Regions from separate parts of the Homo sapiens genome. Here region 1 is linked to region 2. The links are chromatin loops, found by intact Hi-C in ENCODE. Cell type or tissue: MCF 10A. All regions are shown on one strand. Links, peaks and the distances in the headings refer to the core of each region. The heading gives the core; the rest is flanking DNA.

Evidence for each region. A loop is a pair of places that touch in the nucleus more often than their neighbours do. Peaks named below come from ENCODE experiments on the same cell type or tissue, not always from the same donor. Only the 100,000 strongest peaks of a DNase experiment are listed, where the experiment ranks them.
Region 1: it touches region 2 in a loop (3-fold over the local background); 2 of 110 quality-filtered maps call a loop at or near these places.

What each region holds. Positions count from the first base shown.
Region 1 is chr13:52,853,898-52,869,735 of GRCh38, forward strand. No RefSeq gene overlaps it. Among named protein-coding and RNA genes, the nearest start is that of PCDH8, 13 kb to the left of the region's middle. In MCF 10A, for the core only: a CTCF peak has its summit at 8,674 (motif pointing right); no DNase peak of the experiment used is centred there.
Region 2 is chr13:53,184,941-53,200,778 of GRCh38, forward strand. It overlaps the pseudogene PCDH8P1. Among named protein-coding and RNA genes, the nearest start is that of LINC01065, 41 kb to the left of the region's middle. In MCF 10A, for the core only: no CTCF peak of the experiment used is centred there; a DNase peak (open chromatin) is centred at 6,381.

The DNA of each region.
Region 1 (15,838 bases), core at 3,837-11,836, 330 kb before region 2:
AACAGGGTTGATTTCTCCTGAGACCTCTCTCCTTGGCTTGCAGATGGCCGCCTTCTCTCTGTGTCCTCATATGGCCTTTTCCCTGTGTGCTGAGCTCCCTGGTATCTCTTCCTCTTCTTAAAGGGACACCAGTCATACTGGATTAGAGCCCACCCTTATGATCTCATTTAATCTTAATTATCTGATTAAAGGCTCTGTCTCCAAATACAGTCAGAGTCTGTTGTCCTAGGAGTTAGGCCTTTAACTTATGAGTTTTTGGAGGTCAGTCTGTAACACCTTCATTCTCTCAACCAATATTATTGAGAACTTACTAAGTTCTAGACTTTGTGATAAATGCTGTGGAAACAGATTAAAAAATAAAGTATCCATACTGATACAAATAAATGATCAAATAAATAAATAGGAAAGAAGAGACAATTCTACCACAAGGAAGACTATTGAAGAACTTATGTAGTAGATTCTCTGCCCACAAAAAAGTGGATCATAATCTCCCACTCTCTAAGTATGGACTACGTGGATTGTGACTTTCTTCCAAAGAATACAGTATGGAGTGGAGAGAAAAAGAGTAACTTTACATGGAGAAAGCTGTCAAACACTCCCTTGGTCAGGTCCTCAAGGTCAACATCAACAGTGATAGGTCATGTTGACAGTATGCACCCTAGGTGTGGTGTGATGAAAATGGCACTTTATCTCTGTGATCTTCCTCAAGACCACAGAACTTCAGTCTCATAATGAGAAAAACATCAGATAAAACTAAACTGAAGGATGATATTCTGCAAAAACTGACCGGTATGCCTCAAAACTGTCAAAATAGTCAAAAACAATGAAAATCTGAGAAACTGTCACAGCAAGAGCTTAAAGAGACATGATGACTAAATGTAATGTGGTATTGTGGCACAGAAAAAGGACATCCGAGAATAACCAAGGAAATCTGAATAAAATGTGGGCTTTAGATAATAACAATATTAGCTATTAATTGTAACAAAAGTACCATAGTAAGATGTTAATGACAAGGGATGTGGGGTTATGGGAACTCTCTGGACTAGCGCTACAATTTTTCTATAAATGTAAAACTGTTCTGAAATAAAAAGTTAGATCCTGCCAACCCTGAGGATGAGGAGACAGAAGAGTAATCAGACAGCAAATGTGTGTGAGAAGTGCTGTGAGGAAGGCCCACACCGCTGCTGATCACAGGTGGCTTCTTGAGGAAGAGGAATATCTGGACATGTGGCACGGGGCCTAAGAACGGTACAGGTATGCTCTGCCTGACTGTATGAGCCCAGAGGAGGGAGGCCAAATTGTGCTGGGAAATGGGAATACTCAGGGAAAGCTTTTGGGTGACATTTGAGTTGACTTTTGAAGGATGAATAGAAATTAGCTAGGAGTAGAAAGGGAGAAGGTAGGGGTGGAGATGAAAAAAGCATTCCTTGCAGGACGAACAGCAAGTGAAACAAAGGTCTCAGGGCTGGGGTGTAAGGCTCTATGAAAGGACCTAGTGAGTACAGAGAGGTGATGAAAGCCGGGGTGAGCAGGTGGGTGCTTTGTGTATCTTGTTAAGGCATTTGGGTTTTACTCTTAAGGCAATGGAGAGTGTTGAAGTATGTCACCCTGACATAAACAGGCTCACCAGAGTAAAGTGAAAGAAAATCAGGTGCAGGGAAAGGGAAGTGGAGAAAGAAGCCTGCGCTGGTGGAAATTTGACCTGGAAGGAAAGTCAAGGGTAATTCTCTCAAGTAACTGTTTAGGGAAGAGTAGTGAGTGACTGGTAAGGCCAAATCCCAAGAGACTCAGGGGAGAGAAGAGCACACTCTGATGACACTTGTTCGTCTATGGGCTGAGCCTGAGGACTGTGTTTCCTACTATGAGTCCCATCTCCCTCCAACCAGGAGCTGAAGCAAATGGTGTAGGAGTTGCTGGTTGGTGTTTTCCAGCCATCACCAGCCCTCTGGAGAATGCATTTCCTCCTGGGAGCCTCCTCTTGAGTTTAGTTCCAAGAAGAATGCAGATGGACAGTGGTGGGAGAGAGGATTTACTTTTTCTCAACAAGTTGAGGCTTCTCTGGGTTCAACCACAAGCAAATCTAGTGGCACCTCAGTGTATCTTCTGTTGGACATCTGTCCATGACAAATGATGGTGGGGTGGAAGTGGGATGTTCTCCAGCTGTCCATGGCCCAGGGGTGTTTCCCTTAACACCCGAAGGATTCAGTGTGTGTGAGGAAGAAATTAAAAATTTCCCTGGAGCCTTTTGGCTGGAGGGTGTGGGATATGGGATGTGGCCTGGGTTCCTACGACCTTGTTTTTGGTGCTTGGGCACTTTGAGGCAGAATTGGAAGAGATTACAGAGTTCATGGGGGAAAAAGAGGTTGTGGGTAATGAAGTAAACCTTCAGTGAAGAACCACAAATCTGTGCCTAAACTACATGCAGGAGTTGTATAGTTACATAAACTGGATGGTTTAATTGGTCTCAGAGCCTAAAATATGTTGCTACAAATTTAGGGTTTTGTTATTAATAAATCCCACATGACTTAAAAGAAATTAAGGCAGGTCGCTAGAGCCTTTTCTAGGCAGAGAGAATTTTAATCATTGGCTAGTCTTTTTTCTTCCTCCTCAAAACATTGTTCTGTAAGTGCAGAAGACTTCTGACTTAGGTCTTCCTTTGCATCTGACAGCTTGAACTCACTTGCTTTAAGTGGGTCACAATCCACTTTTGAAATGGAAATGAAGTCTTCATGGCAGCCTCTGCCTCAGAACCCTGGGACCCAGGACCAGCCAAGACACGGTGGAGCCTGATGTTATAAATTTCTCTATAGATCTGAGAGCAGTTTTACACCATTGATCTCACGTCACCCAGAATTGAGATGGAGTGACAGCTGATAAACTGCATGGTGACAGGCTATGGCCTTGGAAAAAAAAATCCAGATGTGGGATTAAAAAAAAAAGAGCTGATGGATTAGTTATTGGCCCTCGAATATCCCTTACCCTGGATTCCTTCCAACCACTTTAGAAGCATTTATTTTCAGGTAATTTTACAGTTGTCTCTTTGTCCTTCAGAGGTGCTTTGGTCTATGAAACCTCTCAGAGAATTTAGATGAAATCATTTTTATATGTATTGCCTGACACCCCCTGGAAGTCCCAGAGCCCTGCTCTTAGGTCTGAGCCTTTAGGGGGCTTTTACCTGCACATTCAGGGGACTAGGGATGCAAGTAAACCATTGGTATTCATGCTAATTTATGATTTTGTAGCAGAATTACCCAGTCTATAGCCCTCAAGCACCACTTGCTTTAATGGGGCAAGTGGGGAGGAAGGCACATTGGTGGGTGTGGGAATGGGAGATGGGTTTCTCCTTGGCCAGTATTTAAATGAGTGGGTTTTTTTTTTCATGCTACAATTAAACTTTTTGAATCACCTTTTGATTCCAGCTCCTCTGTCCAAAGGGCCTGGGACACCTTCAGAAAGATTTTGAGTAGGCGAGGTGCGAGGGCCTGTGTTGGAGAGATTGGGGAATGTGGTGGATTATTTGTGTTCGGAGGATGAACAAAGGTTGAATTCTTGCTGCCCTGGCTCTGAGCTCCTGCTTTGGTGTCCAGTGTGGGAACCTGAAATGGGGAAGAATGGGCTGCTCTATGCATTGAACCGCGAGCCCTCCCGGGCATGGCCGTTCGTAAGGCATCAATCTTGCTTTGCTTTGCCTCGCCTCAGGAGCCTTGTATAGAGGCCTCTGGTCTCAGGGGACAGAGAAGAAGGTTAGATGGAGGGAGCAGAGCCCCCACAGGGAAAAATAATGTGACAAGCTGTCAGAACACGGCGACTGGGTGACTCCTGTTCCCTCAGTGGCCAGGGGGCCCCGCCGGGCCCTGCATCCTTCAGGGCTGGGAGCTGGAAAAAGGGAACAATATAGGATGTGTGATAGATTACACACCTTTCCATCAAACCCCAGTGGAGGCTTTTGCTGGACTTTTGGAAAAGGAGGAATGGAGTGGCTTTCCCCAGGAGTGGAATGTTGTGACTAGATTATTTTGGAGAGGGAATTCTAGGAATAAGGTGCCATGAAATCTATAAGGACCGGAAAGGCTGCCCACTGAGGTCAACTGTGCAGGTAGGCTTCTAGGAGAAAATGTAGGGGGCAATAGCAAAACATAACTTGTTTAAGTCTGAGATAGGGTTTCCATAACATAGGATGATTATATCCATCAGGATGGGCTAAGTTATGCTTCAGTAACAAACAACCCCGAAGTCTTAGTGTCTTCAAACAGCAAAGTTTCTTTCTTTCTTACTCTCCATGTCCATCATGAATTGGCTGGGGGATGTGTTACATGCTGTTCTCACTTGGGGACCCAGGCTTATTGACCAGCCACCATCTGGAACTTTCTCCTTGCTGTGGCAGAAGGGAGAGGGTATGGAACAAGCTGTGGATTAGCTTTTAAAGTTTCCACCCAGGTATGACAGACACCACTTCTGCTTACATTTCTTTGTACATTTCAAAGTCCTGAAAATGTAGAAGAAAGCTCATTGGTCGGTAGAGGGAAGGCTTGAGAAAACAGAGCAGGACAGTTGGACAAAACCTTTAGAAAAGCGGAGTGCTAGGACATGTATTCTGAGCTTGCTTTCCCTTCTCAGGTCTTAGACAAATCCTTACCTTTTTTTCTTTTCTTCTTCTTCTTTTTTTTTTTTTTTTTTTTGTTGGTGGCAGGAAAATGGCAATTGGGAGGAATGCTGGTCAACGGCATATGTGCCTCTAAATTCAAAGAAGGTCAGAAATAAATTAGAAGTGTCCTCATGTGACACATTCCTTCAAGTATAGGGTAAATTACAGTTTCTGACTAATTGGTGGGGAAATCTCCCGAGAGTGAAAGATCAAGTATCGGTAATGGGATTACATGTCCTCTCACTTGCACTTGGGGAAAACTTGCATAAACCATCTTCATTAATTACAGTCCTAATGGCTTTTACTTTTACCACCATCAACCTACCACCAAGATCAAAAACCTTTTACTAAGCAACTTTCAGAATGTGGAACTAGGCATGCTGAGTGCTTTACAGTTTGGTTAAATCACCTGTTTAGCAAAAGTACTTAGGACAGAAGTGCTTAGGACAACTAAACAAATACTGAGAGCAATGTGAATATGAATATTAACACTTTGGGAAGGCTGAAGAACAAATATTTTTTGCAGGGCAATCTTTGCAGAAGGGATCATGAATGGTATTTAGGAAGAATTGAACCAGAAGAATTTAATTCATTATTGTGTGTGTAATTCACAGTACTAGGCACTGGGGTATAAGCTCTTGCCCTCTAGGGTGTGGTGGTCAGTGGGGAAGACAGTCACACTGTCTTCACAGTGTCAGTCACGTTGCCCAACTTTAGTGTAAGGTAGTTAGTTATAGATAGAGATTTGCCCAGGAAAGGAGATCAGATTCTAGGAACTTATTTGAGAAGGAGAGGCGATAGTGCGGTGAGCTCCTTGGGAGAAGGAAGGGGCTGTTTCTGGCCAAGTATTGGACTTGGGAGTATGCATAGGGTAAGAATAATTGCTACTATGTACCCTCAAAGTTCAGTTATAACCACCAGTATCAAAAAGAGCTGGGGACTAAAGTATCCCATTAGAGATGAATATAGTATTCATTTATCTTTGGAAGTAGGCAGGTATAAGCAATACATAAAACAATATTTTAATACAGAATTTAGAGAATTGGAGGAGGCACAGGGTACCATCCTAGTCTCCTCATCCACTCTAAGTTGGTTAAATGAAGTGGATAATTCTTACCCTACCTATCTCAGAGTAGAGGTGAGGGTTCTGTGATATAAAGAATGCAGGTCTTTTATGAACTGTAAGGCATTATATATATTAGGCCATAGTGCTGATGGAGATGCTTAAACTAAAGAGACATTAAGCCAGTTGCGCAGAGACAAGTGTGGGTGACAGATGACACAGGAAAGGAAGTGGCTTGGGGTAGCTGCTGAAAGGCAAGTTGGGGACTAGGGCTGAAGTCAATCAGAAAGTTTTGATGCCCTTGAACCATGGGGTGGGGAACAGTGCTAAAGGGAAGAAAGGTAGCACTCTGTTTAGCTGGGGATAGGAGGGGCTAGAGGCTGGATATTGGTTAGACAGGAGGTTTTCACTGCTTCAAGCTCAGTGCGTGGCATTAAGAAGTCACCAATAAGTATGTGTTGGATATATTGAATGAATGAAGAAGTGAAAAGACCCGACTGTCTTGGCCTTAGAGCTCTTCTGAAATAACATCTCCCTCAGTTGTATCAGGGGCACAGATATTGACTCCCTGCCCTGCACACATGCTGAAGACTCCTTTTGGTTGACTTTAGTAAATGTGAGTCAGGCAATCAGGGCAGGGCAGTGTCAAAGATTCAACTCAATACGGGCATCTCAAGGCTGGTCAGGTCTTGGACAGCACTACTAGAAAGTCCTGATGCTACAGATGCAGACGGGGTGACATCTGGACTGTTCGGCCTTCTCCTGGTTCCATAACTGGAAACATTTGACCCTTCTTCCCTGAGAGCCTCCAGACTGACTTTGGCTCCCTAAGACAGGGCTGGCTTCCTCCCAGCCACCCCTGCTTGACTCCAGCTGGCCAAGGCAGCTTAAGCCTTCAGGCCTTTGCTGAATCTTTCTTCTTCATCAAGGGCCTTTATGGCTATGGCATCACTGCTTCCCAGCCTTCATCTCTCCTGTTGCCAAACCCAGCTTGAAGGTGGTTCTAGTTCATTCACAGATAAGCTCATATTACATATCATTTATCAAAATCACAGTCATATATTAAATTCTGTCTCTAGGAGAAGGGGGCGTAATCCTAGGACAGATCTTGGGAAGTTTGCCACTGATACATCCCTTTAATCTGTCCTGGCTGGCTCTGCAGGCGCGCCTATCCTGCTCTGTAGGTGCTCACCAAGGCTTTTTAAGATGCAGCCCTCTGCTGATAATAATAGCAATAATACTTCTAATGATGGCAACGGGTATTGAGTACTTGCTTTTAGCCACACATTCTGCTAGGCAGTTCACATACTTAATTTAATTCTCTTAGCAGCTCTGTAAAGTAGGTCTTATTATGATAAGTTTCAAAGAAACCAAGGCTCAGAGAAGTTAATGTCTTCAAGGGCTCTCAGCTGGTTAGTAGCAAGGAAAGACTTAAATCCAATTCTAATGGTGCAAAAACCCAAGTGCTTTCCATTATATGAAGCTGCACCCCTATTTCACCACCTTCTTACTCTCAAGGGCTCTTTGGGTCCTCTGTCTCCTCTCAGAGGCCCCTCAAGGTTTGCAATGTGCAGAACTCCAGCTTCTCCATCTGGAGCCCTGACCACTTGCCTGCACTCCCACTCTGTTTTACTTGGGCATCTTGTTTGTATACTTAGCTATAATTTCCCACCCAGTAGGCAGCAAACAAAATTCATCACATCATTTCTCCAACTGATAATTTTTTTCTGATCTCTCTTTCTGTCACCAGCACAGAGTCTTTCAATACTTCAGATAGGAAGTAGGTTTACATTTTCACTCTCCCTCATCTCTTCTAACCATCAGTTTTGTTTTGTTTTTGTTTTTGTTTGAGACAGAGTCTCACTCTATCACCCAGGCTGGAGTCCAGTGATCTCAGCTCACTGCAACCTCCGCCTCCTGGGTTCAAGCGATTCTCCTGCCTCAGCCTCCTGAGTAGCTGGGACTATGGGTGTGCGCCACCACGCTCAGCTAATTTTTGTATTTTTAGTAGATATGGGATTTCACCATGTTGGTCTTGAACTTTTGACCTCAAGTGATCCGCCCCCCTCGGTCTCCCAAAGTGCTGGGATTGCAGGCATGAGCTGCTGCACCTGAACCTATCAGTTCTTTTTAGGGTTGTATGACGCTTCCAAATGTTTCTTGCAGCTATTTCTGACTTCCCAGCCTATGGCCCCCATCCTAGGTCAGGCCCTCTTCCACCCAGGCCTGGAAGCTTGAAAGAGCTTCTGAAGTGAGCCAGCTGCTAGAACACATGGCACCTCTACACACATCAGAGAAAGTCTTCTTTCCTCTGGGTAGATGCAGTCCCACACCAGGGCACGTGGCTTGGCAAACAGAGCACAGGCTGGAACCCACTGACTCCCCAGTCAGGGGAACTTGTGCAGTGAACAGCCTGCACATCAGTGCCTGGTGACCCCTGAAGTGAAGACTCACCTTATCTTATATTCTTCACCATTTAAAACATCTCATCTGGAGTGATTTCAAGATATTCAACAACTGGTGTGTCATGGACATTGACCAATTAGAATGGACACTGATCTTAGCCTTGGGGCAAGATCTACAGGCTTCCCACTGAGCCATGCATTAACCCTTTAATTTCTGGATTGTGGGAAGCTGAGGAGATAACTAGGGGAGAGGCTAGGGTAGTACTAGTGATTTATACCGCGTACTGTAGCTGTACTTGAGTATTTTAACAATAAGCACATTACTGGTGCATCCGGGCTGAATATTAACTCGCTTAGCCCACCCTGAGGAATCCTCTACAGGCCCCAGTCCAACTCCATTCATCAATGGTGCCTGATTGTTTCCCACACTTGGCAAACACCAATTTCCACTGGCAACAAGGACCTCCACATACATGATTGTTTCAGGATAGGCTTAAATTTAGGTGTGGTTATCAGAGCAGGTACAGGCTATTTGGAGACATGCCTCCAGGGGGCGCTCAAGATGACCACCTCTTTTCCAAACCTAATCATTCCATTCACCAACAGCCACTTTCAGGAGGAAATCCATCTTGGGGTCAAGATTTACAGGAATCCATAGAGACATGCAAATAGGCTACAGGGTAGGGGAGATAGACAGATTTTAATTCTTTGTATCTAGATTTATAGATGGACATCTACCTACTTGCCTATCTATAAAATATTAAGTTTTACATTTTTTCTTACTACCTTCCATTCCAAAAGGTAGTCCTTAATTATATAATTTTCACTGGACATAGAGTAGAAGCTGCTTGAAGAGCCAGAGGGGCAGGAGAGAAAGGGGTATGCTTCTGGGAGTGTGGATGAGGGTGTACTATGAGTTTTCCCTTTGTTGGGAAAGAAACAGGAGTGCCATGCCCTGGGGAGGGGCAAGGCCTGGGAAGGGGTGGTGCTTCTAGGGAGTCTTGCTTTCTGGGTCTCCCAGCCTTACCTGAAGAGACCATATGGTGTCCCAGTGTACCTGCCGTGACTTATGATGGGGGTGGGGGGTGTCACTGCAGAAGCCCCTGGGACTTTTGCTTGAATCTGGAGAGGGAGCCCCAATACTTACTGCAATGAATTTCTGACTACCTCAGAAGGATGGTGGCTTACAGTTGGATTTAGTGAAGAAAATAAAGTGATGAATTTTTTTTCACACCTGGATTTTTAAACAAAATTGTATGCCTACCTTAAAGCTTTCTCCAGGTCTCTCTCTTACACCTCTCTTTCTCTCTGCCTCTTAAAACATTTTTTAAAAAATTAATTAATTATATTTGTACACATTTATGAGGTATATGTGAATTTTGTTACATGCATAGATTGTGTAGTGGTCAAGTCAGTGCTTTTAGGTATCCATCACCTGAATAATGCACATTGTACCCACTGACTAATTTCTCTTCATTCACCTCCCCACTCCCTCGCCCTCCTGAGTCTCTACTGTCTATCATTCCACTCTCTAAGTTCATGTGTTCACATAGTTTAGCATCCACTTGTGTGTGAAAACATGCAATATTTGACTTTCTGTGCCTGGCTTGCTTCACTTAAGTCAATGACCTCCAGCTCCATCCATGTTACTGCAAAAGACATAGTTTCATTCTCTCTTGTGGCTAAATAGTATTTCATTGTGTATATATACCACATTTTAAAAATTCATTCATCTGTTGATGGACAGTTACTGCTTCTGTCTCTTAACCCATCTCTGTTTGCATTGCTTTTTGTCCTTCCCACATGGATAATGTGGTAACATGGGCCTGGGTTGCCTTCCTTCAGAGGAGAGCCTTTCTGTTAAAGGCAAGCAGAACCTAACAGTGGCTCAAAGCAAAAAAGGCAGGGGTCTCTTGCTTGGGTCAGCTCTACCATAGTCATTAGGGGGAGGAACTCTGCTTGGTTCTGTTTCCATGAACCCTGACTGAGAGCTAGAACCCAGAGGGACAGAGTTAGTCTGTGGACCTAGGGAAGGGACAGAGTTAGCCATTCATCCTGTCTCTGTCCTGAGTCTAAGGAACCAAAAGGGTCCTTGGAGGACAAATAGACTCCTCAAATTCCTTTTCCTCTTCTTCCGTAGAAAGATAACTCTGAATTTTATCTGGGCACATGGCCATGTAAAATAAAGACCACATTTCTCAGTCTTCCCTGTAGCTAGGTATGGTTATGAGAATAAATTCTGGCAATAAAATATAAGCAAAAATGTCATATGTGACTTTGGGGAAATGGCCTGGGGTGCTGTGATCTTCTTTGTCTTTATTTTTATCTTCTAGATTAGGAGTTGGCAAACTTTTTCTGTAAAGGGCCAGAGAGTAAATATTTTCAGCTTTGTGGGCCATATGGTCTTTGTTGCAACTAGTCAACTCTGTTATTAAACTGTGAAAGCAGCCATAGACTATATGTGAACAAGTGGGCGTGGCTATATTCCAATAAAACCTTATTTATTAAAACAGGTGGAAGATGGGATTTGGCCTATGGGCTTTAATTTGTCAGCCACTGGTCTAGAATACATGTGTGATAGCTGGAATGGGAGCAGCCACCCTGGACCATGAGGTGAAAGTCATGTACTGGGGATGGCAGAGAAACAAACTAGAAGGAGCCTGAGTCCCTGTTATCACAGAGCCACCCTGTGAGCTCTTTGGCTTGGATTTATGTGAGAGAAATAAGCTTCTATGTTGGTTATGCTAAAGCATATGCAAATGAACCTAATCCTGATGAACAGATCGTTCATGTGCGGTTAAGCCTAGCTGACCAGACTAAGAGACTATTCAAGAATATGGGATTAAAGCTCCAGCTAGGAATAAAGTGTGCATTTTTTTCAGGGGTATATTCTGTACTCTGAATATCTCCAGAATTTTCCACTCATCTTGATTAAGCAAGGCCACAAACAAAACTTTGGGATTGATCTTTGTGTAACCCACAAGGTGGTGAGCAGCACACAGTGAAAGTTGTTGCAACTGACTTTTTGTCCATGTGACAGGTGCTGGGATTGACAGCATGCAACATTCCCCAGCAGCAGGGCCTTGCCAGCTCTCCACACTGGAACCCAGCATGCTGACACATCTCTAATGAGATTTACAATGTGTAAATGCAAATACACCGAGTTTTAGCACCTTTTAAAAATTTTGGCTGTCAGTCAGAACCTGTCCCTGAAATCAGTAATGTTGGAAGAAGCTCTGGAGTCCTTTAGCAATCCTCCTGATGATTTAGTTTCATGTGTTCCAGTGACTGACTCTGCTGCATTCCTGGGGAGATCCAAAAGCTCAGTTCTTAGGATTTGGGAGTCTCATGCAAATAAAAAAGAATGATGAGGTAACTGAAAATTAAAAAGTTGTAGAAAAACACTGGAACTTGGCTCCAACTTCAAAAACATTTTATTCTATTTCCTCCAAAAATATTCTTTTTTTTTTTTTTTTTGAGATGGAGTTTCACTCTTTGCCTAGGCTGGAGTGCAATGGCACGATCTTGGCTCACTGCAACCTCCGCCTCCCGGGTTCAAGTGATTCTCCTGCCTCAGCCTCCTGAGTAGCTGGGACTACAGGCACACGCCACCATACCTGGCTAATTTTTTTGTATTTTTTGTAGAGACGGGGCTTCACCATGTTGGCTAGGCTGGTCTTGAACTCCTGACTTCAGGTGATCCACCCACCTCGGCCTCTCAACGTACTGGGATTACAGGTTGAGTAATCAGGCTGGGATTGAGCCACCGTGCCCGGCCTCAAAAATATTCTTTTTACAGCTGCTGGAATGTTGTAGTTGACCCCACTAGGAGCCTTGTTCATTTTTCTTTTGCTCCAAGAAATCCTGCTGTTGCTTCTGGGTGCAGACATCCATTTTACAGAGGACATGGGTTTGTTATTCCTGGAGAAGAGAAAGCTGAATGGTGCCCACATTCTGTCTTCAAGCATTTAAAGCTGTGTGTGTACATGGAATACTATGCAGCCATAAAAAATGAAATCATGTCCTTTGTAGCAACATGGATACAGCTGGAGGTCATTATGCTAAGTGAACTAACGTAGGAACAGAAGACTGAATACCGCATGTTCTCACTTATAAGTGGGAGCTAAACATTGAGTACACATGGATAAAAAGACAGGAACAATAGACACCAGTGCCTACCTGAAGGAGGAGGGTGAGGATCAAAAAACTACCTACTGGATATATGCTTATTAACTGGATGAATAAATCATTCATACGCCAAACCCCAGTGAAATACTATTTACCTGTTTAACAAACCTGCACATACACCGCCTTAACTGAAATAGATTTTGGAAAAAAAAATGTGTGTGTGTGTGGTGCTTAATGAAAAAATTGTGGGCAAATTGTTGCTTATATTTCATGAAAGAGGGGAGGAAGGTGCTACTTTCAAACAAGAGTAATTTTGATGAGACCTAAAGAAGAAACATCTCAGCCTTCAGAAGGATGAATTGCTCCCCCTGGGAAGCTGAAACAAAATGTCTAATCTGAGATGGCTAAGGGTGGGGTTAGGAGCACAGAGTTCAGAACTACAGGTGATCCACCTGCCTTGGCCTCCAAATCCCAAAAGTGCTGGGATTGCAGGCGTGAGCCACTGCGCCCGCCCTCAAAAATATTACTTTTACAGCTGCTGGACCTGGCTTCACATCCTGGCACAGCCTCTTACTTACTGGTTGGCCTTGGGCATATTGCTCAACTCCTCTGCACCTTAGTTTTTTCTTTATGGAATGGTGATAGTGATACTGCTGACTCGCCAGGGATGCTGTAAGGAATGGATGTGATAATGTGCACAAAGGGCCAACACAGCATCTGACCAAGAATAAATTCTCAGAACATATGAAATGACAGAAGAGACCTCACTGGTCCTGGGCATGTCAGACATTTGGCCTAAGTGAGGCAGCTTGCTGAACACTGGGCACTCTGAGTCTATCCAGGTTGTATTAAACTGTAGGACCAGAACAACTTCCATTGTGAAGGCTTTCCTGGTTTCCTTCCTTCATGTCTTCACCTACTGGAACTCAGGTCAAATGATGCCTCCACTGAAATCTTCCAGTCTTCCCTGGCTCCCATGGCTAGGTTAGAGCCCTCACCACACACTCTCAGGACCATGTAGACCTTCCATTGTTGCTCTGGCCTCAGCAGCTGGTGTCTATGATTATGGGATTATTTGATTAATGCCTGTCTCCCTGACCAGGCTGTACATCCTGAGAAGGCAGTGTCTGTTTTTCTTACCATTGTATTCTTAGCAGCCAGCAGAGTACCTGGTACATAATAGGTGCTCAATAAATATTTGTTAAATCAATGAGTAAATGAAGTCAGTGTCCCTCTGGTTCCATTTATATTGGTGCTGTCTGCTCTCTCAGATCAATTTATGTAACTATTTTCCTAACATGACCAGTTCTGCCCTTTGCCTCCAGCTTCATGAGTCTCTGCAGGGTAAGGGTGGAGGGTCTTTACCTTGGTGAGCTCAAAAATATCTGATTGTGGTGGCAGGACGCTGACCAGAGGTTTCCAGAAGGTGTAGGGTCAAAAGACTGGGAAGCTGTGAGATAGCAAGAGAATATTGCTTTATAGATGGGCTGCTGCATAACTATCTGCTTTCAAAGGCTTCAGACTAATCAGAATTTCAAAGGACACTTTCAAATGTAATAGGATTCTACCTGCAAGAGTGATGAGTGAGGCACTGGAGCTGTTTATTTCTCTAGTTTCTATTCTAGGCTTGTATCAAAGATAGCTGGGGTCTTCTGATTTTATTTTCATTCATGCCCAAAATGGAAAAATCTAATGCAATGGCAGGATGGCAGTGATGGCAAGGCCACAAAGAAATAGTGCAACCAGCTTCTTGCCTCGGTTATTCTGGGAAACAGGATCACGGCGAGTGAGCAGCACAGTGCCATTCTTAGCCCATTGTTCAGATAATGGGATGCCATCATTTACACAGGTCCTAGGAAACTGGGGACAAATTTCCTCTTTCCTTCTTCATAACAGCCTTAGCCATTCTTCCTGGGTTAGACAGATCCTCAAACAAACAGAATGTCATGTACAAAGTGTTAAGAATCTGCTGTGAAGTTAAAATGACTAGCATGAACACTTTACATTGTTTTTATAACTGTTGCTTTTGACCATAGTAGTCTTGGGGAAAATTGTGTAGAAGAAAAAAATAAAACAACCAAAACAATCCTTTCTCAAAATCGTGGCGGGGGACGGAGGGGAGTATGCAAGTACAGGGAAAGCATGCAAGTACATGTGGTATTTAAAAAGATCTGCACCTGCTTTTCTCAGACCAGCTGGCAGACTATTCACAGAAAAGTACTGTTCTTTCTGGAAATACTCAGGACTGAAAGCATCTGCAAAGGAGTTGACAGAAGCTTTCTCAGATTGATTGCACGAAGACAGTGCCAACCATCATTTTAGAAATTTGAACTGAATTAGAACAGGTACTGTTTTAAAGCTGTGGTTTTGAGGTTTTGACACCCTGTAAGTTTTACATATGCCCAAGAAATGGCAGAAGCAGCACACATCTGCTTTGCACATAAAATTGTCATTTCCATATCTAGTTGCTTTATAACCAGATTCCTGGTGCTACTTTGAGATGCAGTGGAACAAGAGTTTTTATCAGCCCCACCTGAACAACAGAGACATGGGGCAACAGCTGGGAGGTGGCCTGTGCAGATCTTTAAGTTTGAGCCTATCCTCTTGGACCTCTGAGCCCAGCATTCAGAGAATTAATTCTTTGCACGGGGCCTCTGCGTGACCTGCCCCTAACCCCTTGGTCATCCTGGAGCCTGCATCCTTGATTCTGGTTCTTGAAGTCTAACCTCTTGGAGACAGTTACTGAAATTTAATGGAAATCCTGTGAACAGAGTGATGTATTTGGGCCAGATTGATAGCTATCTTAAAAAGCTGTGCCTGCGCATGATTCCTTAGAAACTGCATTTAGTTTCTCACAGAGCACATGAACCGAAAGGGTGCAAATACCCAACTCTGCTATTTAAAACCACTCAGGACTCTCGCTGTGCCTGTTGTTGAGTGAAATTGCATTATCTAATGAACAATCAATGTTCAGTTGACACCTGAGGGTCCAAATAGCTAATCCTGAACTAAATTTACTGATTTGTTCTCTGTTTCTAATCTTTACTATTGTTGAGCTTGTTCTCCTAATGTTGAGCCCCTCTTGAGGCCCTGACTCTCAGCCCGCGAGTTTCAGCCCAGAACACCTGCAGGCTCTGGAACCATAGCTGTTATAGTTTAGAAGTAATGGAAGCTATACTGACTATTGGACCCACTTGTGACTTTAATTCACCTACCTCCTTTATTTTTTCTCATTCATTTACTTTTTTCACTCACTCAAAACAAACTTATTTGTGAGGGACTCTGCAGGTGCTGAGCCCGAGGATTCTGTCCTGGCCCTGAGGAGTTTGTGGTCATTGTCTATCCCAGGATGCGGTGGTAACTCACCCAGACTTTGGGCTTTCACTCTCTGGATCTCAGATATTGGAGTAGACCATGTCTCTAATTTCTCAGAGCCTGTAAATGCAGGGTCAAGGCCTGGCTCTCCTGGTATGAAAGCTTCCCCACGTATTTAGTGATGTAGCACTGCACGGCAGTGGCTAAGTCTAATGTGTTGATTCTGTATTACAGAAGAGAATGCCTTTCATCTTTTCACCTCGTAGAAGTGCAGCATGGTAT
Region 2 (15,838 bases), core at 2,496-10,495:
AGATGGAATTTGGAGGTTGAGTACACTAAGTTGGGGGAATGAGAAACAATAGGGCTTTTCACAGGCTAATAGGTTCAAATTTACTATCCAGTAATTAAATTGTCTGTGAAGGGCATCACAAGAAGAAAAATTAATAAACTAATATCTTTCATTAACATAGATGCAAAAATTAAACATTTAAGCAAATCAAAACAAGTGGTATCTAAAAAAAAGGTAGGATATCATGCACAAATCAAGCTGGTCTTAGGAATACAAGACTAGTTTAACATTTGAAAACTAATTTATGTAATTAACTACCCTAAAAAAATATAGGAGAATATAATCATATGATAATCTCTCAATAAATACTGAAAAAAATTGACAAAATTTAACACCCACATATGATAAAATCTGTTAGCAAATAAAGAATAAAAAGGAATGTTCTAAAACCAATACAGATGTTATTCAATATATCTATAGCAAATATCATAGTTAATAGTGAAACACTGAATGCTTTTCTCTTAAACTGGGAACATGGCAAGGATGTCTGCTCTCACTGCTTTTATTTGATGATATACTGGAAGTGCTAGCCAGTGGAATAAAGCAAGACAAAGGAATAAAAGAAATAAAGATGAGAAGGAAGAAGTGAGCTTGTCTTAGTTCACAAATGCCATGATTATCTATTTTGAAAAGTCAAGAAGGCTACAAAATACAAAAAAAAAAAAAAAACAAAACTAGAATTAATGAATAAATTTAGTAATGCCCCAGGATGCATCCAATTAAAAAAACCCTATATTCCCGTATATTAGCAACAACAATTATTTAAAAAATAGTATTTAGTATAGCATCAGAAACATAAAGCGCTTTTAAATAAATATAACAAAAGACTTAAGTCTTTCGTATTGAAAACAACAAACAACTCTGAGATAAATTTAAAAAATTCTAAATAAAGAGATATATCATGTTTATGGACTGACAATCTCAATATTGTTAAGACATTCATTTTTTTCTAAATTAAAATATAGATTCAATGCAACCCCAACCATTTTTTTTTATCCCAACCACTTTTTTTTTGTAGAAATTGAGAAGCTGATGCTAACGTTTGCACACAAATGCAAAAGACCTGGAATAATCAAAGTAATTTTAAACAAGAGAAATAAGGTGAAGGACTTATACTATCTGGTTTTATAACTTACTATAAGTGCAACAGTAATCAATCCTATTGGAATTAAGTATGAAATTGTCAGAAGGGCAGACATATAATCAATGGAATAAAACAGAATTCAGAAATAGAGCCCTACATATATGATCAATCCATTTTGACAAAGGCAACAAGATGATTCAATAGAAAAGGGACACTTTTTTCAACAAATGATAGTGTAAAAACTTGATAACCTTTTGAAAAAATAAATGTTTACCCATACTCTATGTCACACAGAAAAATTAAATTAAAATGGATCATAGATCTAAATGTCAAAGCTAAAACTATCAAACTTCTAGAAAATAGAGTAAAAGAAAATCTGTGTCAAGTTCGAATAGAAAAAAATTTTCTAGATAGGACACAAACAGGACTAATAATCAATTTAAAAGAGGATAATTTGAACTTTATGAAAATAAAAATCTTCAAAGTACATCATTAAAGGCAATCATAGACTGAAAAAAATTCAATGAATATTTCTGACCAATAACTTGTGATCAGAATATACAAAAAACCCTTACAACTCAACAATAAGAATCAAACAACTCATTAAAAATGGCAAAAGACTTAGCACTTCACAAAAGACACAAAGAACTTTTGCACTTTAATAAGAGGTTAAGAAGAAGATAATTCATTACAACAGGAAAAATATTTGAACAAACACTGCACCAAGAAAATATAGAGATGGTTCATAAGGACATGAAAAGATGTTCAACATCATTATCCATCAGGGAAATGAAAATTAAAACCATGGTGGGATATCACTTTACACATACCTGAATGTAATAAATTTAAAAGACTGTAAATAGAAAATGCCAGTGAGGATGTGGAGCAACTGGAAGCCTCACACACTGTTGGTGGAATGTAAAATTGCACACCATGATGGAAAATAGTTTCACAGTTATACAATTAAGCATACAATTAGTATATACTCCAGCAATTGCACTTGTAGGTATTTACCCCCCGTCTTCAAGATAAAGAACATGTCCACAAAAACACTTGTACACAAACGTTCATAACTGCTTTATTCCTAAGAGCTAAAAACTGTAAACAATTTAAATGTCTACACAGGTGAATAATAAACATAAGTAGTATATTCATACAATAGAATGCTACTCAACAACAAAACAAACAACAAGCAAACAAAAATGGAATACATGGAACAACATGGATGCATTTCAGAAATACTATACAGAGTGAAAGAAGAAAGACACAAAAGAGAACATATTGTATGATTCCATTTATATGAAATTAAAAAACTGGTAGAAGTAACACAGTGATAGGATTCAGATCAGGAGTTGCTTGGAGTGGGACTGACTACCAAGTGGCACTAAAGGAACTTTCTGGGATGATGGAAGTGTTCTATCTACATCTTAACCGTGGTGGCAATAGATACAGGTGTATACTCTTGCCAAAACTCACAGAGCTGTACACCTAAAATATATGCATTTTATTGTATGTAAAAGTTGGTTAAAAAATAAACACCCTTTATCAATAAAAATAACAAAACAGCAGTAAGAAAAATAAAGCCTTCAGGAATGCCTCACTGAATGGTCCTCTTACTGAAGAAAAAAGGAATTATTTTTCATCTCCAATCAGTTATGAGGAATATGAAATATTGAATAAAAATATCATAAAATTTGAGGAGAATGTGACTTTTAGCTCAAATACAACTATAATTAAACCTTTACACATTAACAAATTTAAGCTTCACAAAGGCAGGAGAGAAAGGCATTAACTACCCCATCTTCGTATTAAAGAAAAAGAGCCTCAGAGAGGTTTTAAATATCTTGTCTAGAGTCATAGTAAGGTGGAAACTGGGATTCAAAACTCAGATATTTTGGCACTAAATCCAATAACATTTCCACTATACTATGCTGTTTCTCTTCCTATTTACCCCTTTGAAAATATTTTCAATAACCAAAACTAACAATGTCCTTTCTGTTGCTAGGCCTTAAATTGCATTTCCTTTGATGCTATTAGATAGAAAAAGGCTTTTTCAGTTGGCACTGAGTTTTTTTCTGAAATCTTCTCAATCACTAGCTTCCCGAAGATGTGGGGATCTTTATCTTCCTTGCAGAAAGTTTGGAATCTTTGAACAGTCAAATTAAATTAAATCTTATAACAGCATTTTCTCCCCCCAGCCTGCATTTCTAATGAGAGCAGAAATTAGTACAACATTTCTGGAGAGCCAGTTGGCAATATGTATCAAAACTCTTGGCATATTCTTGGGCTGAGCAATTCTCCTTCTGGGAATTTATCCCAAGGCAATTATTAGAGACGTGTGTATGGATGTGTGCACAAGGATGTAGCATTATTCACAATAGCAAAAAATTGAAAACAAGTTCAATGTCTGTGTCAGAGACTGTTGTTTTCCTTCCATTCTCATCTCTTCTTCCTTAGCAATAAGAATCCTGGGTTGTAGTTGGGTACATTGTTGCCCAGTAATGCATTTCATACCTTGGCCCTCCTTTACAGCTCATTTGTGGTCATTCAAAATATTTTGTGTGACTTCTAAGAACTTGCCTTACAGGGAGGTTTTCTTTGACCTTTTTTCTTCCAGCCTACTGGATTGTGAATGTGATGGCTGGACTTGAAGCACACATGTTGGAACATGGGGCAACACTCTAAGGATGATGGAACAGCAAGACACAGGGACTCTGGGTCCTGACACTGTGGGAATCAACCATACAAGCCTGGAGTCTTATTTTACATGAAGAAATTTAAACCTCATTCTAGTTTAAGCAACTGTATTTTAAATTTCCTGTCACAAACAGCCAAATCGAATCCCAACAAATGCAGTGTTCAACAGCAAAGGGAGAGTAAAATTGTGATATAGGCACAGGGTAGAATCCCAAGCAACTGCTCAAATGACATGAAAAAATTTGCTAAGAGGAAAAAAATAAGTGACATTCAAAAGAAGGATAAACAATATTTGCAAATATTTTTATTTTTAAAATATATACATACATATATGTATGTATATATAAGCAAATTTAATTGCAATTCGCTAATTTTAAAGAAAAAGGCCATACTAACAGATAAATTTTAAAATATAGAAATTAAATATTGAGAAAGTTCTTGTCCCTGTTTGCATTTAAAAATATATGCTGTAGTTGTTATGTTGATGCATAAGTGGTTATAATTACTCTTAAGACTGTATGTGAGCCAGTTATTTAGTAGATGGGCGAATGTATATACTTTACAGCTCCTACTGCTCAAAAAGCAGAGGGACATTCTAAAGATGACATCTAGTGGTTGCTGTGGTAACCTTATAGACTACATGTTAGAAATCTTTTATGTCAGTTTCTAGAGTTGAAATTGGCATATTCTTAGCTTTAACATACAAGAACAAGGCAATAACTTGCAGTTATTAACCCTTACAGGCTGTATTTGTGATAACTGTTCAGCCTATAGAGAGCAGTGGAGTCACAGTGGAAGTGTTCAAGAGCAGCCCTACAATGATTAAAGGATCTAAAACCTGTGTTAGAATTTTCATGACAACCTTAAAGAACTGTCACTGCAGCTAACAATGAAAGTTCATGTTTATTACAGAGCACTTACTATTCAACAGGCACAGTGCTAAACGCTTTATTAACACCATCTCATTTACATCTTACAGTAGTTCTAAAAAGTAGTATTATTGTTATTTTATAAGAGAGAACAAAACTGAGACTTAGAGAATTTAGGTGAGTTGTTCTAAGCCCTATCATTAGGACACGATTGTGCCAGGATTCAAACCCAAGTCATCCGTCCACACTCATAAGCACTGCTCTATCCAGTGTCCAGGTGGTTGCCATGAAACCCGGTCTGGGTCTATCATAAACATGCACCTTTAAGGGAAATACTCTGTAGCAATGCTGGTTCATCCAGTCTAGCCTTAATCATCTACACTCATTAAACAACAACCACTTTGAGCATGACACTGTTGTGATTTCTCAAAGTATGATGCACCCTTGTTATGACATTAAAGTATAAAACTAAGCTTACAAGAATAATTGTGCCACATCATAATTTTATTTTGAAGCCTAGCTCTAAAGTAAGGCAGAATGGCTAAATGAGATAAGCCTAATAATCATGGTAGGGGAGATGCTGCACAGCTGAGGCAGTGAGAGGATGCTTCCCTAAAGAGCTGACCTTGGAATAAGCTCTAAAGCCTAGCTCCTCGGAGAGCAGCTATGGAGGGGCAGCAATGGCATGCCTTGTTTGAAATGCAGCATCTTAGACCCTACCCTAGATGTACTGAATCAGAATTTGCATTTTAACAAGATCCTCTTGAGATTTGCAGGCACATTGATGTTTGAAAAGCACTGCTTTAAAGAGCAGATAGCATTTCAGCAGCATATACAGAGGGAACAGCACCGTAGGTACAGGGAATAGCAAGAGCAAAGGCACAGTGGTGGGAATGAATAAAGCCATTTGGGGGGAATATCATATCTGGTTGAGCTGTGGCACAAACTGGAATGAAAGATGGTGAGTAGTGGGAAGATAAGTAGGGCGGAATTTATGGAGGGCTTAAGAACTACATCTTGTTCTTAAGGTAATGGGAATACCAAAGTTTTTGGTCAGAAGGTGATGTAATTTTTTTGTTGACTAGACTTTTAAAATTTATAAAATACTTAAGCTTTGTGATACACTCAGAACATAACCTTTGGGTAGGACATGACTCCACATATTTCCTTTAGCCTTCATATCACCAAACAAATCTATTATTAATAGGTATTAATTTTATGGAGGTTATTAAAAGAGAATGAAGTGAATCCTGATGGCAAAAAGAACACTTCCGAATTCTACACCTATCATGCATTTACTGTTAGGGATTTGATGGTTAAACTGACCTACGGGATTTAAAAACCCACACAATCTTGTCCTTCATGAGTAGATAGAACAAGCAGACAATGTATATTGTCCCTCTGTATTTTGCATGGGTCAGGCTCTCCTTTGCTCTCTCGTTCTGAGAAGGGCTCCCAAATCCCCCCAGGCTCCTTTGATGAGGAATCTGTAAGAGACAGAAGCTATTTTGTAAAGCTGTCAGCTGTCCTGAATAAGGCAGCCAGGAATAAGAGAAACAGATAAGAGGTACATTCTCAGGCATGAGGGGGAGCCTTGTCTGCCTTGGATTAAAAGGAGAAGGAAAGAGGATTTTGGAGGGTGGGTGAGTCAACTGAATGGAATCTTCGTCTGCAGGCTGACAGACACGTTACAGACACAAAATGAGTCAACAAAGACACCCAATGATTGGTTGAGGAACAAAGACAAGGAAGGGATAAGTGCAGCTAGACACAGGATGCCTCATATCAGGAGCAGTTGCATTTCTCAGGGAGGGTGAGTTAGAGGGAAAAGGGGAAAGGTAAAAATCAAAATCTCTGTTCCTGTACCTTGGGCCTTGCTAACTAGGACATTCTTTGTTCCCACCAGTTGGTGACTTAACCAGTTCCCTTAAGGAAGCTCAGAGACTGATATAATTGCTGGGTCCTACAAGTCAGATGTTGGGAAGATTTGCATTGCCCTCAATCAGGACTGGGCATAGCTGCTCAAAATCTGACTATATGTATGATATAGTTAACCTTCCCCAACAAATATAATGACAGATAAATGCAATTAATCTCATCCGGAAAAGGGAAACCCACACATGGTGGGGTGGGCTATGCCATTATCCATAGCCCATGAGAATATCCTGTTGGCCAGAAGATGCAGGAACTCCTTACCCTGCCGGAGGTGTGTGTTCCTAGTGTGGCCTCCCCAGATTCTGGTCGCAAAAGTGGTCTTTCTTAGCTTTTGTCCTTTGTGACCACAACTAAGCTGGTCATTAAGGATGATATTTCAGGGGCTTTGCCAACATAACAGGCCATTTATAATTGGGAGTTCAGCTGTCACAGTCCCTTGTTTGCCAGGTAAAAGTTTTGTGTTTATTTGCATTTGATTAACTCCACAATCAAAGCTGGAGATAATTCAAATTTACTCAGAGCCTAGCGATTTTCATCTTCGAGTATGGATCTTGATGATTTGTTCATGCCCTTAGCCCTCAGCTTAAATGACTTCTCCCTGAGCCTCTTCAGGGCCATTCAGAATTTCCTGGGGTGGAGGTCACAGCTAATATTCCCCTTTTGCCCCCAGGTTGCATCTCAGGGGATGGTTTTTGCTGAAGGTTGACTGCCATTTTTCTTCAATTAGATATGCCAGACTTAAGGAGAGTTTGGAGGAGACGTGGGGCTGAAGACTCTGTGAGGCTTCACTCTTATCTCCTTGATTATGTTTTCCTTTCATTTTCTTGCACTAACTTTACTTTGATGGAGAAAAGTTTGCATATTCTGTCCTTAAAATTTGCCAGGTTGCTGACTTTCAGCTCTCCTGGTTTGTTGGCCTCAGTCAGAAAGGGTCTATTTTAGTGATATTATATTTTCTTCTCTTTCTGCTTTCTGAGGGACTATGTTCAGTAGAAGACTAAATTTTTCTTATAAATATATATGATCCCTTCCAATTCCTGACTCTTTGGTCTCTGGCTTTAACAGACACACAATCCGTGTCTCAAAATATGAGCAGCAGCTTACCAGCAGCTGTGCAATCACCTAAGAAGAATGCAGATCAGCCTCTCAACTTAGTATTGGTAGGTCTCCATGAACCTCCTCCTAGATCCTCTCAGCTAATCACTCTTGTTAGGGTCTTTTACTTACAATTTCTTTCCCAATTTGGAATTTGTTTTGATTGTTTAGGGAGTCAGTGACAGAAATCCAACCACTAATTGGCTTAAACATATTGGGGGAACTTATTTCACTTAAATGAAAAATTCATTTGGAGATCAGGTATGGTTGGATATAAAAGCCATCTCAGCTCTTCTTTGCAAAACACTGATTTTATTCTCAGGCAAGCATTCCCAACCTGGTAGTTTCACATCCCAGCCTTTATCTTCTAAACTCAGCAACTCCAGGGGAGAATTATATCTCTTTCATAGTCGTTGCAGCAATAATCCTGGAGGTGATCCCCAATGGCTAAGAAGGACCTGGGTTGGGACACATGTACCTGTCTGGATAAGTCACTGCAGCTAGTTGGATGGAATGCTCTAGTTTGGCTAAGCCTGGGTCATGTGGCCATCCTAACAGCAAGGGTGGGGGTCTATCATACCCTACTTGCATGATTAATTTGGTGAAGGGATGGATTCTTAAAAGAAAACTAGATGCTGAGCAGGTAAAAACAACAAATGTCTTTCATGTCCTGATAGGTCAGTTTTGAAGTTGATCCAAGAAACCAGTTTTTATACCCAAAGAAACTCTGCAGGTCAAAAAATTAAATATAGAAAAAATATAAAGATTCTAAAAAACCAATTTTATCACATGTGGCTGGGGCAACTCTGAAATATTATTCAGCAAATTCCACTTATTGGTGAAGCCTCATATAATATACTAGTTCCACATACTAAGCCTATGATCCTTTAGTCAGTCTTCTGGTTTCAAATTCAGATGATGTTATGTGGTAAGTATTTCACAGAAATCGTATGAAATGGTGGGAACTTCACCAGTGTTCCACAAATACTAATGATCCCCTTTTATGCTATAGGCACTGAACTAGGGACTGGGATACAAATTTGATGAAGACATGGTTCATACCCTAGAAGGACTCAGAATGGGGGGTAAGACATATACTTTAAATAAATAAATCACAGTGTATTGTGAAATGCCTATGACAAAGGACACAGTTGTCTTCTAAAGTCCCACAGATTGCTAGGCACTGGGCTTTTTTCTCCTCTCACATTTTCTTCCTTAAATTTCGAAGCAGCTCCTCAGGGTAGGCATTATTCCCTGAAGATATTGAGGTTTGAAGAGATGAAGTCTTTTTGGTCAACCAGCTAGTGAGTAGAAGGAAGTTTTGGGAATTCTATTTGGAAGTACTTTATTTCTCAGTATTTGGGAATACTACAAAAGCATGACCATTCTTTTAGCCATCCACAAGTTTTGGGACCATTTATTTTTTTCATCTCCATCTTGCAGAGCTTATCTGTCATGAAGTCCTACCAATTCTTCCTAAGTAATGTTTCTCAGGTCTCACCCTATACTTCTTGCTACACATGGGTCAGGCTTTCAACATCCTGTACCTAGATGGCAGGGGCACTTTAAATGACCTTCTTTTTACTTTCGGTCTGTCTTTAATTCATTCTGCTACTAAGTGGGTTTTTGAGGTTGGCAAAAGTTGTACACCATACAATACTGCCTTGATTATTTATTTAATAAATATTTATTACAAGGCAGTCATTGTGCTGGATGCTGCTTTAAAGCTTCACATAAAGCACAATCATTTTTAAGGATTTCATCAATGTTTAGAAAGGCAATCATCCATATTTTCCTAATAAAACACACATCAACAATCCTTTGCTCCACAAACCTCAATGGTTTCTGACTGCTGTCTTAAAAGTGTTGAAAATTTTTAGCTTAGCATCAAGGTCTTCCTCAGCTATGCCATCCATTCATACTTGTTCTGCATATTGTTCTTGACCCATGCACTGCAACCAACTGGCCTACTCAGTCCCTGTAGGGTCTGTGCCTGCCCTTCTCCACATCTTGTTCACATCATTCCTAGGTTCTCTCCATTACTGGAAATTTTGGCTGATTGTGATCTTTTTCACTTTTTTTTGAAGATGAGTCTCCCTCTGTCACCCAGGCTGGAGTGCAGTGGCACGATCTCAGCTTACCGCAACCTCCACCTCCTGGGTTCAAGTGATTCTCCTGCCTCAGCCTCCTGAGTAGCTGGGACTACAGGTGGGCACCACCACGCCCAGCCAATTTTTGTATTTTTAGTGGAGACGGGGTTTCACCATGTTGCCCAGGCTTGTCTCGAATTCCTGGCCTCAAGTGATCTGCTTACCTCCCAAAATGCTGGGATTACAGGTGTGAGCCACCATGTGCGGCCTGATGGTAAACTTATCTGTAAACTCTGAGATGGCTTCTCATTTGTACTTCCTATAACTTGGTCTGTGTCATTGGCACTTGTGACCTTCTCTAAACTATGGTGAGTTAATTTTTTTAATGTGTAAGTATTTTCTTCTAACAAGGCTGTTTGCTTCATTGCATTACCAATATGTGATTAAACATCTTTTGATAAAGGGCTTGAAAGTGTTCTAATTGCTGGTGGACATGAGCTTTTGTGCAGAGTAGGAATAGAGGGACTCAGCTAAGAGGAAAAGAGATGAGGACAAAATAAGGCACAGAAGAAAAATTGCTTCTCAGTCTTAATTTTTAATTTTTATTCTTTTTTAGAGACAGAGTCTCACTCTGTTGCCCAGGCTGGAGTGCGGTGGCATGATCATAGCTCTCTGCAGCCTTGAACTCCTGGGCTCAAGAGATTCTCCCCCTCAGCTTCTTGAGTAGCTAGGACTACAAGTGCACACCACCACACCTGGCTTTTTTATTTTTATTTTTATTTTTTGACTTTTTGTAGAGAGGGGGTCTTGCTATGTTGCCCAGGCTGGTTTTAAACTCCTGGCTTTAAGTAATCCTCCTGCCTTGGCCTCCGAAAGTGCTGGGATTACAGACATAAGCCACTGTACCTGGCCCCTCAGTCTTTAATTTTTATCCTTCATCTTGCTTTGATACATTCTCTGGTGAAGGAGAAAGCCTCTTGCTTGCAGGGTGGGAAGGACACAAAGCATGAACCAGTAACTGAAAGTCAAGTACCAAAGTCAATTTCACTAACTCACTTTGGATTAATGAGCCAAAATGGTAATTTTTTTTTTTTTTTTTTTGAGACAGAGTCTCACTCTGTTGCCCAGGCTGGAGTGCAGTGGCGTGATCTTGGCTCACTGCAACCTCTGCCTCCTGGGTTCAAGCGATTCTCCTGCCTCAGCCTCCTGAGTAGCTGGGATTACGGGTGTGTGCCACCATGTCCAGCTAATTTTTGTATTTTTAGTAGAGACGGGGTTTCACCATGTTGGTCAAGCTGGTCTCGAACTCCTGACCTCGTGATCCGCCTGCCCCAGCCTCCCAAAGTGCTGGGATTACAGGCATGAGCCACTGTGCCCAGCCAGTAAAATGTTTTTTTATTATTCATTGATTTAATTTCCTTCATGCAGAGATTTTAATAATACCAGTAGTTTAAGAAGTAATTTTATGTAGGATTTAAGATTCACAGTTTTGATAATATTTTTATTATTTTTATTAATATAATGATCTTTACGGGAAACTTTTTTTCTAAATGAAGACTACATCATTTAAATCCTTGTTTTATGTTGAGGGGAACTTGTGATTGGTGTTGATATTTTATAGAGGTTTTCTGTGATTTTATCTGGGTTAAAGCACTTAAGTAGTGAATAAAATATCATTTGTTTCTATGCTACTCTTGTAGAGGGTGTTTTGGCTGACTTCAGGGCTGAGTTATTTTCTCTGAAATGATTTCACAGGAAAAAGACCAGCAATTTGCTGACAACTTTTGTTATAAATAACCGCATAGTCAAGACCTAATAACAAATTGATTATACAATGGGGTAACAAGAATGTGAGATAATGATACTTGTTATGAAATAACTTAAAACAATTTCTCTCTGCTTTGGAGACTCATACTGCTGAAGATTGACTTCAGTTTTTTCAAGCAATGATTTAAAAAAAGAAAATTTTAAAAAAGCTGTTAGGTTGATTTGTTTTCTTTCAAACAGTCTTAATAGCTTCAATTTCTGGAACTTACTTCTTGAAGACAGTAACATTGCACTTGATAATATTTTGCTCATTCGTCTCCAGAATGTTTGTTCAGTTGAGAAATGAAAATGGGTCTCAGTATAGTACATACAGTGATTTGTTCTAAATGGCACTAAACTGTTTCTGGCCTAGGGAAGTATTAGTTCAGGGTCCTGTGTAACTTGATGCTTACTCTGACACATGGATGCAATAATCCAGCCAAATTTGCAAATTAGAAACTTTCTTATGGCTTAATTTTTTCCCCAAACATATGTTGTTGGTTTTCTGTAATAGGAAAGGGGAAATATGCAAAGGCACAGACAGTATTCATTAGGGTGCTAATATTTTCCCATGTTTTTGATGAAAGTTGCGTTTCTTTACATACAGTGTGCTCTAGTGTGTGGATACATTGGTGTTATGTGTTCAATAACACAGAAAATCTTTTATTTAAATGATTGGAATATAAATCCTGTTTTTCAGATCTGATTTCTTGACATTTGCGGGGAACACTAGCATATCTGTTGCTTTTGTTTTAGGAACAAAAGTAAACTCTGTAGGGAGTTCACCAAAATCCTCACCCTTTAAAACCAAACTAAGAGGAACAAATTGTTGCTTCATTCACATTTTGGTCTTCCTGTGGTATGGTATCCCCCTTCAGTCTATTGTTTGTTTTGCTTTATCTTTGACTCCAACAGAGATCAAAACACATTTTTTTTTGAATTATAGTTTGGCAATATGCTGGCAAATGGGAAAACACATAACATAAAGCAAATTTTTTTCCACAATGCTTTTAATATTCAGACAGATTTTTATCTAACAGAGTCAACAGAATGTAACATGAGTGTACCAGCAGCCCAGAGCTGTAAACACAGCTTCCTGATGACATATCCCTAGGGGGACAGATCATACAGTTTCTATATTATTCAGCTTGTTATTCTACTGGCACAGAACTGATTTTTGCTTCAGAAAAATGTTTCTTTTCTGAAACTCCAGCTGTCTCTCATTCATAAAACGGTGTTTTAATAAGGTGGTTGTTTAGTATGAAACAATGATAGCGCTAATAATGAATCACTAACAATATGGCACACTTCTTATCATGGATGGTCTACTTTATGCCAAACAGCTGGAGGAAACGTGGGGGAAAATGCAATCAAGCATTTGAATATCATAGCTGGATGTTTCCAAACATAAGTATCCAGATGCTTAGTTTTGTGGAGGTAATATGTTTGATTGCTTGCTTTTTAAAATATTTTATCTGGATCTTTTGATGTTCTGTAGGTGGAGTCATGGACTGTTCTTCATTTTCAGTATGCTGAATGATTTTTCTGATCATGGATAATCAGAAAAACAGTAATGCTGAAGACTAGCTGAGAGTAGGCCTGGCAGGAACTGTGTGAGCTAAAGGAGAAGAGGAAGACATGAGACTTGGACTGTGGTTAAATGGGTCCCTCTCCTGGCTAATACATATGGAAGCAGGCACCTTTTAAAGACATCAGCTAAAGCAGATTCAGTTTTCAGTTAAGGGACATATAGCAATTATGATGTTCGGTGGAAGAACCAGATTCTCTTGTCTTCCCTGAGACCCAGAGGCTGAATAACCAGGAACTTCCAGAGATACTTGGTTCTCAGAAAGAAAGAAAGCTGTCCAACATGCCATTGAGGATACTGGCTTAAAAGAAGTCTGTTCTTACCAGGCTGAAGTAGAGCTCTTCTCTTCCTCAGACAGATGCCTCATTAGGCAAAATTAAAAATCTAGGAAAATAGAGTACTTTTTCTTTTTAGGATCTCAGAGTACCCCGCTCAAATGAACTCATGCTTCCCAGTATACTTCCCCAATACCGGTCACCGGTACTTGTAATTAGAGTCATTGCCAAATGCTTCACTAAATGAAAACCCCTGAAAATTAATTATCTCATCAAAGATGGCTCACTTTCAGAACAGGATTCATATGTCCTGGCATTGAAATAAATGCCAACTGCCTCCTCGGAATGAAAGGAAAAAAAAGTCATTTACTGACATGTCCCTGCAGGAATCAATAACATTACAGATCATAGAGGAGACAAGAATAGCCTGGGCATATTAATAACTCCGCCTACTCACTGATTTGAGATGACTAGTTAAATAACATTCTGCACTGATGAGGACTCCATGGCACGAGGAACAATGTCATCATTAACATGTGAGACTGTTTAGCATTTTGAACACTTCACACATAAAAAGAACTTAACACAGGACTATTTATTGGGCTTTAGACAGATGGTTTAATGTTTTTTTAGCCTTCAGCCTATCAGACCACCCGTGGTTTCCTTCAGCCAAGGGCTTTTAAAAAATAATTGGTCTACAGCAATTTTCTAACAAGACTGACTGCAATATATTTCTCTAAATCTTTTTCTTACCCTTAAGTATCCCTTACAGTGGTTTGTGGTTGACAGACTTCTCTGTCTGATACTGGTTCCTCACATATAAGTAATTACTGACATAAAAGGAGATGAAGGGGCTGAAATTTCATCATTAATGGTTTCTTTGCTGTAGAAAAAAACTATTTAGAAATGATTATTTTGGAAAACAGTTCTTCCCTAATTAGACATTGCCTGACACTCTAGAAGATGTTTCCCAAAAATCTTTCAATATAGGAAATGACAACCCAACATAGATGGGTAACTGTAGGTGGCAGAGGATGCATTGCACTAAGCATGTATACGTTTATCTTAAAATGGTAAAGAGGGTCAAATGTGCCTCTGTGTGGGGAATATGTGAGTCTGCTTAGGAAGGAGTAAAGTGGCTGTGGATTCCTGCTCTTATTGTCGAAGCGAGGCCAGTACAATGGAAAAGCAAGCAGGATGTGTTTTTATAGTGCAGAGATCTTAATAACCACCTGCACCACCCTGGCCACTGGTCAGCTCTTCAGGCCCTTCTGTGGGTCCTTTAGTGAAACAGCATGGCCCAGAGGCCCAGAGACTGTGGACTGGCCCAAATGGATGATTATTTGCATATTCTTCTGTATGTAGCTCCCCCAGTAGGGTTCTGAAGAGGCATGCTTAGGCTTGGGGCAGAGAAAAGCAAGTATATAGCAGAGAGGACTTAGTGATGGGATGTTCTAAGGGGAAAAGTGTTTTCTGACTGAGCACTCGGCACTCGGGAGGGCTTGAGAAGCCTGAAAGTCTTAGTGCAGAGCTTGCGATTGGCTTTTCTCTTTGAGGAATAAATGTCTCGCTGGAGGCTCAGATTTCCTGCTGACACTTCATGCAGGGTTGGATTGGAGTCCTTGCTGATTCTGTGGCTGCTGCTAGTGTCAGGATTTTGTACCGATACTGTCAATTTCCTCACCTGTGAGGAAGACACCCCTGGCACCAGCGTCGGTGTTTTGTCTGATCACGTCCAGTTTAATTCGCAGCGCGAGGTGCCAAGTCAGTTTCAGCTGATGAAACAATTCAACAGCTCTCTGCTCCGGGTGCGCGAGGGCTACGGGCAGCTGACCGTCGGGGACACCGGCCTGGACTGCGAGGCGCTGTGCGGCCAGGCCCCGCAGTGCGTGCTGGTCTTCGACGTGGTCAGCTTCTCGCAGGAACAGTTCCTGCTGGTGCACGTGGAGGTGGAGGTGAGGAATGTCAACGACCACGCGCCGCGCTTCCCCCGGGCCCAGATCCCGGTGGAGATGTTTGAGGGTGCGGCCGTGTGCACGCACCCTGGAGGTGCCGGTGGACTAGGACGTGGGCACCAATGGGCTGCAGAGCGTGCGCCTGGCCCAACCGCACAGCCCCTTTTCGCGTGGAGCTGCAGAAGCGCGCGGACGGCGCTCAGTGTGCGGACCTGGTGCTGCTGCAGGAGCTGGACCGCGAGAGCCAGGCCGCCGACAGCCTGGAGCTGGTGGCCCTGGACGGTGGCCGCCCGCTGCGCTCCGCCACGGCTGTCTTCAACGTGTGTGTCCTGGACGCCAATGACCACAGCCCGGCCTTCCCGCAGGGCACGGTGGCCGAAGTGGAGCTGGCGGAGGCGCGCCTGT